Regions from separate parts of the Mus musculus genome. Here region 1 is linked to region 2. A link is a contact called in ENCODE Hi-C or POLR2A ChIA-PET data. All regions are on one chromosome and are shown on one strand. The core of a region is the stretch at or near the end of the contact, and the rest is flanking DNA. Distances in the headings are between cores, read along the strand shown.

Evidence for each region. A loop is a pair of places that touch in the nucleus more often than their neighbours do. ChIA-PET counts read pairs that join two places held with the same protein, here RNA polymerase II (POLR2A).
Region 1: a loop to region 2 is called in a map of left cerebral cortex, with 3 times the contacts of the local background. The contact joins the promoter of Gcc1 here to the promoter of 6530409C15Rik in region 2. A Hi-C loop is called at or near these places in 1 of 37 maps with a recorded cell type or tissue (left cerebral cortex). POLR2A ChIA-PET finds 5 or more read pairs at or near these places in 1 of 5 experiments (Patski).

What each region holds. Positions count from the first base shown.
Region 1 is chr6:28,417,817-28,423,012 of GRCm38, reverse strand. Gcc1 (golgi coiled coil 1) reads left to right here and starts at 1,289. Exons shown (of 2, transcript NM_028900.4): 1 at 1,289-2,728; 2 at 3,713-5,196. The coding sequence starts at 1,697. The coding sequence ends at 5,017.
Region 2 is chr6:28,211,218-28,216,890 of GRCm38, reverse strand. 6530409C15Rik (RIKEN cDNA 6530409C15 gene) reads right to left here and starts at 1,392. Exons shown (of 4, transcript NR_165173.1): 1 at 1,125-1,392. It also overlaps a transcript of Zfp800 not described here.

The DNA.
Region 1 (5,196 bases), core at 40-2,539, 210 kb before region 2:
TCTGTATAGCCCTGGTTGTCCTGGAATTCACTTTGTAGACCCGGCTCGCCTCGAACTCAGAAATCCACCTGCCTCTGCCTCCCAAGTGCTGGGATTAAAGGCGTGCGCCACCACGCCTGGCTCCCTCCCCACTTTTATTTCGTGTTCATGTGTGGAGGTGTAGCTCTCAGAGGACAACCTGTGGGAATATGTTCTCTCTTTCCACCGTGTGGGCCCTGGTGATAGAACTCAGGTCAGATCATTGGGCCTGGGTGGAAAGTGCCTTTACTGCTGAGTCGTCTTACAGTCCCCACAAGAGTCTTGATGGAAAAGAAAAAGGAGACTTGATGGTGTGCTCTTGAGATGAAAATCTTTTCATGTCTTGTCACCTAAGGTAAAATCTAAATGCCTTTAAGTTGGGTCCTTTGTTCCAGCCTCATCAGTAGCCACCCTTCTCCCACACCATAAGCTTCCTGGGCAAGTTAGGCTCACTGATGCCTGACGTCCCTATACACCTTTCCACTTTCCTCCATGCTGGTTTCCCACATCTGCATTGAGCTTGGCAGTCTACTCATCTCTCAAACTTCAAATCATTTCCCCTAAGAGTCTCTGTCCTGGCAGGTGCCTCATCTCCTTTATACCACTTCTGCAATGCCCCGACACACTAGTGTGAAGGCAGGAGCTACCTGTTTGAATCTCTGTGTCCTTGCTGTTAGGAGTTTCTTGGGACAAGGCCATGCTTCTTCAGTAGTGCTATCTGGCATAGCATGTAGTATGTTGAGAGGCAGACTGAGATAGGACTCCTAAACTTCCTAGCTGAGTGACATTGGACATGTTACCCCTCTGTACATTTTACTCTATGTTCCCGTAAGTGTAACTCTTGTGACACAGCCCTGACCCCAGCATATGCTGGTATGCAAGATGGGCCTTATGGCTATATAATGCCCCTTTTACTAATCAGAACTAAGGGAGGGAGCTATTATGCTTTACGTTAACCAGGTACCGGCCTCGTTTTCCTAGTATGAGTCCTAACTGTTGCCCCAAATGTTGGACATTGCCCCAAATAGTTTGATGCGTCTTTCATCTATGTTTTTGGGGCAAATGCAGTGCGACGTCGCCCCCTGTCGCTCACTGGTGGTAGCTTGAGGGCAAAGTTAGGCATCTCCAAACCACTGCTCAGGTGCTTGCTCTAGACTTACCTACGGGTTACTCCCTCTCCAGGCCACCAGCAGACACGGTGCGGAAGCCCCACCCATCTCACGCCCACGGCGGGGCGGGGTCTGTGGCGTTTTGCTGCCGTCACTTCCAGGAGACCCGGAAGCGGTGCTGTTCCAGTTGTTGGGAAATCGTGATGGAACCCGGCTTAGTGTAAACCCTGGGCTTATCGTGGGCGGAGGGAGGCGGGTCTAGGTTGCGGTGGCCACAGGAGCGGCTAGGGCGGGACAGGCTCAGGGCCTGTACTGGAGAGCCTAGGCTGACTGCTCCTGCTAGGTCAGCGTCACTCCGCCTCCAGGTTGGAACTGGCTCCCACCTTCGGCCTGGCTCCTGCAGTGCTTTTGCCTGGCCACCGCGGCCCCTCATCCCGCCCGGACCGCTGGACGGACCGGGTGTATTGCCTGCAGCCAGACGGTTCTCTCTGCTTCACTTTTAGCTGTCCCTGTGGCTCTGCCCAGGGCTGCAAGAACGTTGACGTGGAGCGGTCCACGCCAGAACCCCCATGGAGAAGTTTGGGATGAATTTCGGGGGCGGCCCAAGTAAGAAGGATCTCTTGGAGACCATCGAGACACAGAAAAAGCAGCTTCTCCAGTACCAGGCAAGACTCAAGGATGTGGTGCGTGCCTATAAAAGCCTGCTGAAGGAGAAAGAAGCCCTGGAGGCCAGCATCAAGGTACTGTCGGTATCCCACGAGGCGGATGTAGGCCTCTCAGGTGTGCAGCCTCCAGGTCTCACGTTTCCTGATTCTGTGGATGACCGGTGCTCCACTCACAGTGAGGACAGCACCGGAACTGCCACTAGCTTGGATACCGCAGCCAGTCTTACAAGTGTCAAGGGTGAATTTGGGGTTGAAGATGACAGAGCGGCCCGTGGACCACTTCCCCCAAAGTCTGAAGAGGCCAGTGGGTCAGAGAGTGGCGTTAGTAGTAGCAGTGGGGATGGGCCATCTGCCGGTAGTGAGATGGACAAAAGAGTGCATCAGCTGAAGACTCAGTTGGCCACTTTGACTAGCTCCTTGGCGACAGTCACTCAGGAAAAGTCCCGTATGGAGGCGTCTTACCTGGCGGATAAGAAGAAGATGAAGCAGGACTTAGAGGATGCCAATAAAAAGGCAGAGGAAGAGCGGGGTCGCCTGGAGGGAGACTTGAAGGTGCTGCAAGAGCAGATAGCAGAAACCAAAGCCCGCCTCATTACACAGCAGCACGATCGTGCCCAGGAGCAGAGTGACCATGCCTTGATGCTGCGCGAGCTTCAGAAGCTCTTGCAGGAGGAGAGGACCCAGCGCCAGGACCTGGAACTTCGCTTAGAAGAGACCAGAGAAGCCTTGGCAGGGCGGGCATATGCCGCTGATCAGGTCGAAGGGTTTGAACTGCAGACCAAGCAGCTGACCCGAGAGGTAGAGGAGCTGAAAGGTGAGCTGCAAACCATTCGAGATGAGAAGAACCGACCAGACCCCCGGCTGCAGGAGCTTCAGCAAGAGGCTGCCCGTCTTAAAAGCCATTTCCAGGCCCAATTGCAGCAAGAAATGAGGAAGGTAATTATTCTCATATCCTTCAAATAGTCATTTTAGCTTACATAGGAAATTATTATTTTTCTCTTCTGGTCATTAGATAACTGTAATGCATCCCTATGTGTGTGTGTGTGTGTGTGTGTGTGTGTGTTTGTTTCTCTGTGTGTGTTTTCATGAGGCAGGGTCTTACCATGTAACCCAGTCTGCCCTTGAACTCACAGGGATTTGCCTGCTTTTCCATACCAAGTGCTAGGATTAAGGGCACCCCTCTCCCCACTTAAGGCAGGGTCTTGTTTTAGTCAAGGGATGCCTGGTGAGATAGCGTGAGTTGTTAGTGTGAGTACTGGGACTTTGGTCTGGTTCCACATTCCCAACATGCATAGTGATATTTGATGCCAAGTGAAAAAATTGCATCAGTGAGTCCCGTGAAGTGTGGCTTTGTGTGGTGTCCTTCTAACAGGATGAAGAGTTCCTGAGTATTTCTGGGTTCAAGCCAGATAGCTCTATCTAGGCCTTGGGTGTTGGCATCTTACCAGCTGTGCTGCTTGAGGTGATACAGTGACAGCTGTGTAGGGAAAGCTTGTGTGTATCCTGAGAAGTGTGTGCTTCTAGGTAAGGTGACTGGAGGAAGCAAAGGGGATTTTCCCCAGAAGAAATGCCTTGTGTATACGCTCAGGTGAGGTTTGCCTCAACTGTTTTATAGTGTTCCCTTTCAGTAGAGAGAGGGATCTAGGTTGGGTTTGAATTTACAGGCATGTTGGGAAAGGGAAAGAATGTTACACGGTTTCTTTAAATGATTTGGCTAACAGAAACATACTTTGTATTCAAGCTTAATGAAGAATGGAAAACTATGGTAGAAAGGGCACTTCAGTTAAAAATCCCCAGTTCCCACTTGTTCTGGGTTATTCCAAGCCCTGTTCACTTCTCTGTCTCCTCCCCCACACCCAGTTGACTCTAGGGGTTTTGTGACTTTCCTGGATGCCTTGTCACCTGTTCTTTGCTTTGCAGACAGCCCTTGCAGAGGACCAGCTCCGCCAGCAGTCTCAGGTAGAAGAGCAGAGAGTAGCAGCCCTGGAGAGCCAGATCTCTGAGGTATCTGAACTGCTGGGCACCTACGAGAAAGCCAAGCAGAAAGACCAGCTGGCCATCCAGAAGCTGAAGGAGCGACTTCTGCAGCTGGACCTGGAGAACAAGACACTGGCCCTCGCAGCCTCTAGCCGGTCCTCCCTTGACATCCATGGCGACGAATCCAGTCTGGATATCAATGTCTTGAAGGACAAGATGGAGAAGCTCAAGAAGCTACTACAGGTTGCAGCTAGGAAAAGCCAGGTGACCCTGGATGTGGAGAAGCTCTGCGACCCTGAGATAATGGCCAACTCCGAGGCTGCTGACGGGGAAAAGGCTACCGCGCTCTACTACCAACAGGAGCTGAAGCAGCTGAAGGAAGAGTTTGAGCGGTATAAGATGCGAGCCCAAGTTGTGCTCAAAAGCAAGAACACCAAAGATGGGAGCCTGGGGAAGGAGCTGGAGGCAGCACAGGAGCAGCTCGCAGAGCTGAAGGACAAGTATATCTCCCTGCGGCTGTCCTGTGAGGAGCTGGAAAGCCAGCACCAGCAGGAGGCTGAGGACTGGAAGCAGGAACTGGCCCGGCTGCAGCAGCTCCATCGGCAGGAACTGGAGCGCAGCCAGCTGGACTTCAGGGACCGCACACTGAAACTGGAGGAGGAGCTACACAAGCAGCGGGACCGGGCCCTGGCTGTGCTCGCGGAGAAGGACTTGGAGCTGGAGCAACTACGTTCTGTGGCCTTGTCCTCTGGGTTGCCAGGACGCAGAAGCCCCGTGGGAGGAGTGGGTGGTGGAGGTCTTGGGGACCCAGCCGACACAGCCTCCTCAGATAGCTTGACCCAGGCCCTGCAGCTTGCTGCAGCCAACGAGCCCACCTTCTTTCTTTATGCTGAGCAGTTGGCCCGCAAGGAGGTGGAGATCACATCTCTGAGGAAGCAGAAACACAGGCTGGAGGTAGAAGCCCATCAGCTGCAGGAAAGGCTGCTGGAGGAGGGCGAGCGGCATCGAGAGGAGGTTGGAGCCCTCCAGAGCCACATCGAAAAGAATATGAGGGACCAGAGCAGGGAGGGAGCCAACCTGGAATATCTCAAAAACATCATCTACCGCTTCCTGACCCTGCCCGACAGCCTGGGCCGCCAGCAGACGCTCACCGCCATCCTCACGATCTTGCACTTCAGTCCTGAAGAGAAACAAGTGCTAATGCGGCTCCCAAGCGGTGGGAGCTGGTGGCCTTCCGGCAAGAGATGATAGATACTTTTTGTTTTCTTACCAACTCCTGAAATCTCCGTGCCTCTTTTATTGTGGGAAGGGCAGGCTCGGATTTCTACGGCCTCTTCTCTTGCATTCTTATTTATTTCTTCACTGTGTTGAACTCAGAGCAGTTCAAAGTAGAATGGGATTATCTGCCAAGTGCCATTAATGCAGTT
Region 2 (5,673 bases), core at 143-2,642:
AATATTTTTGAAGCTTATATTACAATGGATTTTCTATCTGATAACAAAGCCCTGGGCACTTGTCTATGTTATTATCCCATGTGCAGATTCCTGGAATAATTTAGCAAAATTATTCCATTTAGTCATTTGCTCATTTAGTTATAAAATGCATTATAACTAAAAGATCCATATTTAGCTAATAGTTCCTTTATTCTTTCTCAGTTTGAGTGCTTTCAGTAGAAACCATTACAGAAACTGAAACACTGGCGTTCACTAAAATGTCTGCTCCAAAAGCATGGGAGGTTTTTCTGTTTTTTAGTATACCGTGCTCCCAAGTCCATATTAATTATAAGTTGAAATTAACTTTGCAAAAAGACCAGAAAACTTTTATTTTCCTCAAGTAAAAATGAGTTGAATAAGATGAAGTATAATTTTATAAAAGACAGTGCTTTTGATTCACTGTTAAAAGTTTACGGGACAAAATACTCTGAAATATTGTGATTTATACAGCGCTTAGAGTAAAGACAAGCCATGTCGTCGAACCCATTCCTTAAAAGCTCTTTATGCCTACCCCTCTGCTACCCTAGAAAACATTAGCTTTATAAATTCATAAGTGGGACGAAAGTAAAAAGTCATTAACTTTTTATTCTAATAGTAAAATACATTTATTGTGTAAATTTGGAAATTACAAATAAAATGAAAATAAAGACTATCTGAAGTACCGAAAGGTAACAACACACTGTTGTGGTTTTTCTCCATCACGTTTAAATTTGTGTTCTCTGAATACTGAAGTACATACATACCCTCATACCCTGCAAATGCTGGTGAAATGGAATTTTTCCTCGACTGCTTTTTCATATTGTTGGACTGTATTTCACAACATCTTATTAGCAAGTTAGTTTGTGCTATAAGATTATGATACTTTATGTTTGGAGATGAACATTTTCCAATTTTTCTTCCTCTTCTTTCCCCATTTTCTATTATGTTGCAGTGGACACTCTTTGAAATTTTGTAGTTATGCTTTAAGGGAACATTTTTTAAAAGACTTTCTGGGTCAGGGGTTATCAGCTACCTGGGGTTTGATGCCTGCAACCCTGCCTGTTGTGGAGTGCCGCGGGGTGCCGGGCTCCTGGGCGCAGCTTTACCTGAAGGGTGCGGGGTGGGGACGCGGCGCCTCGGCCCCGGGCTGCGCGGTTCCCGCCCGTTGCTAACCGGCGTGTCTTTGTCTTTCTTCCCTGGGGTTCGCTGCGCCCGTGCGGGCCGAAGCCTGGCGAAGCCGTCGCCCCGCAGCGCCGCCATCCTGCGTCCGCCCGCGGGCGCCGTCACCACGCGCCAGGCCGCCTCCAGCTGCCGCGCCAAGCTCCGCGGCGCCGCCAGGGAGCGCCAGCACGCGGCGCGCGCCCTCGGCAGGTCAGCCGCCCCGTGACGCCGCCGCGCGCTCCCGCGGCCGCGCGCACCGCCGTACCTCGGGCGCCCAGGTCGTCTGCATCCACGGCCGCCTCGGCGTCGTCGTCGCTGGTCGGAGCGCCTCAGCTCGCCCCCCGCTGCTGCCGCAGCCTGCTCTGCCACGCGGGACGCCGGGCCACTCCTTGCTCCGTGCGATGCGTTTCTTCAGCCCGCCTGCAAAATCCCCGGCTTCTTTAAAAACCTCACCGCACATGATTCCGTTTCCCTATTTCTTGTAACTACTCTCTGTTCCCTTTCAGATTCTTTCCATTATTAGTTCTTCAAAGCCAGCATCGTTTTCTTCATTAAGCTCTCATCAAGCTCCACCTCCCACTCCCATCTGCCAGAAGATTCTAATGGTCCAAATTCATGATACAACCCAGAGTTGTATCATGCACATCTATAATTGAACTCAAGCGTCAGGCTTTCCCCTTCCTGTAACTTTATCGCCAATAGCCATTGCTCCCTGTGGAATTAGTCCTTGTTTCCAAGGACTCGTCATCCTAAACTCACCATCCTTAGAAACGGGATCCTCTCTAGAATATTGTCGCCGGTGACCACAGGACCGTGCCTTTCCATAGCTGCTCCGGGAAGGCTTGTTGGCTTAGCCCCTCTTTTTTTCCCAGGCCCTCTGTCCCAGGCTATACATGGATGTCTTACTTCTCTTGGGCTATTCCCAGTGACTGGTCACAGTTAAAGTCGTGATGGCCCAATCATGTGACATTCATGGTCCCTCAGTGAGCTATTGGGGACCCTTCAACTCCTGGCCACAGCTTCCTTAGAACTCCCGGCTTCAGTCTGTATCCCCTCTAGCCTTTCCTAGGTATGTCAGACCTGCGTTATGGCTTCTTCAAGATCTCTGCTCTCCTCTTGCTTTCTTTTGTCTTTCTCAGGTGTCCCCTCAACACAACTGCTGCACAGTGACCTTTGTCTTGGTGTCTGCTGCTAGGATCTGAACTGACACATCAGACATTCCAGTCTCTGACCACCACCTTCCTATCCTGAGTTGTTTGCTGACCTCATTTTTCTACTGTTGAGTAGGCCATGTCTTGGCTCTATTTCCTTGACTAGCCCAGATTCTACAGTCTATTATCGTAATCATGCCTCGAAATGCAAATTCTCTCAGCACTCTCAAACCTCAGTTTCTTCGAAATTATTTTTCTAGCAAAAAAATATCCAACCCTGGGTATAGGTAACTTCTGTCTTGCTCTAGCCAGACTGTAACAACGGATTTCGTTTAAGAAGAAATCATGAAACCAACCAACCTGTTCAATTTCCAAGACATTATTGCAAATCCTAAATTGGTGTTTTTTCCTATGGTCGTCTCAGTCCTTCACTTTTAGACCTACTGTTTCTTTGCATGAATCTCCCCAGAATGTGCCGTTTGTTTTGATATTTCCCTGAGAACTAAGAGTTATAGACAGAGCTCCTCAGCTCCCTACTACAGTGCGTGGAACTGATCTATTTTGTGACTGTGAAGGGAGCCCCTTCTTCTCTCAGTGCCCTGAGTCTCACTCCCTCTTGCTTTTTGAAAAACTTCAGGTTCTCTTCTTTCTCTCTTCTGTACCATCATTCTCCCCACCTCTTAATTATCAGTTGCAGTAAAGGGTGTCACCATTCAGCAACAATTTGGGGGTCATCTTTGCTACTTTTATGACTAGTTCCTTACAAAGCAACCCATCTTAATCGATCAGTTTTATTGCTCAAATATGCCTTTTTGTTTTTTGTTTTTGTTTTTGTTTTTGTTTGTTTTGAGAAAGGAGCTCTCGTACACATAGTGCTGATTCGCCTGGAACTCACTATGTAACAGGTTAGCTTTGAATTTGTAACAATGTCTTTGCTTCTGCCTCCTAAACCCTGGATTACAGGTGTGTACAATCATGCCTGACTTAAAATTGACTTTAATTTGTCTCCTTCCAAACTCAGTGCTATGACCAACATATTTTCTCATGCCTGGTCTCTCGGGTACCACTTTTGACATACTTTAGTACCTTTTTGATAACCTGGTAATAGTGACCTTTCTCATCCATTAAATCAAATCATCTATTGCTTGTAGAATAAAATTGAACCCCCTTACCATGGCTCACAAAACCATGCACCATCTGACCCTTTTCTAGTTCTTGAACAGCCTCTGGACCCTTCTCTCACTGTTTACCATGCGTGCCCATGTAACATGCCAAGCAAGTTTTTTTTTTCTGTACCTCAGGGGGTTAGTAAATGCTACTATTTCTAAGCTGCTTTTCATGGCCACCCTCTCTCCTCCATTACAATTTATCCTGTAGATGGGTGCAGAGTTTTGAGAGAGGCCTCCCTGGAGTACCATGTTGAAGTAGTCATGACCTCCCAACCATTTCCTCTCCCAGTTCTTTATTTGTAATCTTATTTATTTGTTGACTCTGACTTATCTCCACTTCCCCATTCCAGAATGTATGAAGGAAGAAATAGTGTGTGGATGTCTGGATTCTTCAACACTGCATTCTCTGTCCATAGCCGATTTGGTGCATATTAGGTGCACAATCAATGTCTTGAAAGAATACATGAATACATATGCAAATTTCTCTGTTGGGGATTCACTTTCTATTGATGTAGTAAAAGTTGTTTATATATTAAAACCACTAATCATTTGTTTATTCTGTTTGTTGCAGACATTTCTTCCCCAATTTGTGCCAGTTTAATTCTTAATGTCTATGATGTACAGAAATACTGTATTTTCACAACAATAAATACCCTTTATGAATCCTGCACCCGGTGATATGTTTAAAAAATCTCCATGTCAGTGTTACATGCATGTTTGTTTCCTTTCATTTTAATTTTTTAGATTTAAATATTTTCTCTAAATGGAATTTATTTTTGGTATAGATGTATAAGGGCCTAAGTATTTATTTAGTCGTTACATCATCATTTATTGAAAGTTCTCTCTTTTTTCTACTGTTTTGAATATTTCACATTTATCAGATATTAAATTTCTTATACCTAGAGCGGTTTCTGGATTTGTTACTTCTTTGTTGTTCCTGATGCTGTTATTTTAACTATTGTCCTGCCGTTGGTTGCTATGCTGTGTGTTTACAATGAAATAATATTACTCTTATTTTTTAAAAAATTATTTTTGTGTTTTGGCTGTTTTTGCATCTATTCTCCTCAATAAGCTTTAGTTATATTTTGGTAAAGTCCAAAAGAAAGTCTCTTGTTGTTTTGTTTAGGATTGCTTTAAGATTATGATTATTTGAAAAATAGTTGTGAAGATTTGTACTCTTTACAACTATTGAGGAACTTGTCACATGTCAAGGTCACCGAAGACACCTTGTATGTCCTTCAGGTCTTCTGTTTTTAATGTGGCACAAACTTATTGGTTATATTTTACCTTCTGTTGCTGTTTGACTGTGATCAGTTTTTCATTTTTAAGAGCTTTTATAAAAGCTGTTCCTTGTAGGGTCACTTGATTTTTTTTTTTTGATAACTTTTCATATCGCTCACTAATCTTTACTGATTCATTTCTACATAGCCAGTCATTTTAAAGAAAATATATGATCATTTCTTGTTTTTTTGGCTGTGCTTACACCTCATCAAATATGTGATGGTAATAGCTTTGCTCTTATTCCTGACGTTTTAGGAATGCCTCCATCAGTATTTTATCAGATTTTAATATTAACTACTGAACTAAAATACAGGCCTTCAGGCAAAGGACATGGCTTTCTGGTTCAAGTATACCAAACATTATTTTAGAAGTTCATGTTGAATAATATTAATCATTCTAGACAACTAGAGATTATCATAGAGTTTTATTTTGTTGTCTGTCACCACAATGTCTAATGTCACAAAAAATAATTATTATTAAACGATTTCCTAATTCCAGGCTCTTTCTGCATAAGATACAGTCTGTAATCATGGTGAACTTTCCCTTCATTTTAAAGTACATGAGTACATTTTCCCCCATTTATATATATGAGTACAGTGCCACTGTCTTCAGAACCCCAGAAGAGGACATCCGATCCCATTAGAGAGGGTCATGTGTCACCATGTGGTCGCTGGGAAACAAACAGCATTTTAAAGTATAATAATGTCAAATTAAACGCCTATATTTTAAGTGGGGTTATTACACTTATATTCATAAAAAAGACTAGATTGTAGTCTCATATTTTTGTATTCTCTCTTAGATTCAGAAGTGGGGATCTCTCTTGTTTTTATGATATAAAGTAGCACTGTAGGAGCTGTCTGGTCCTTGATGGCTGGGAGAACCCCCCCCCACAC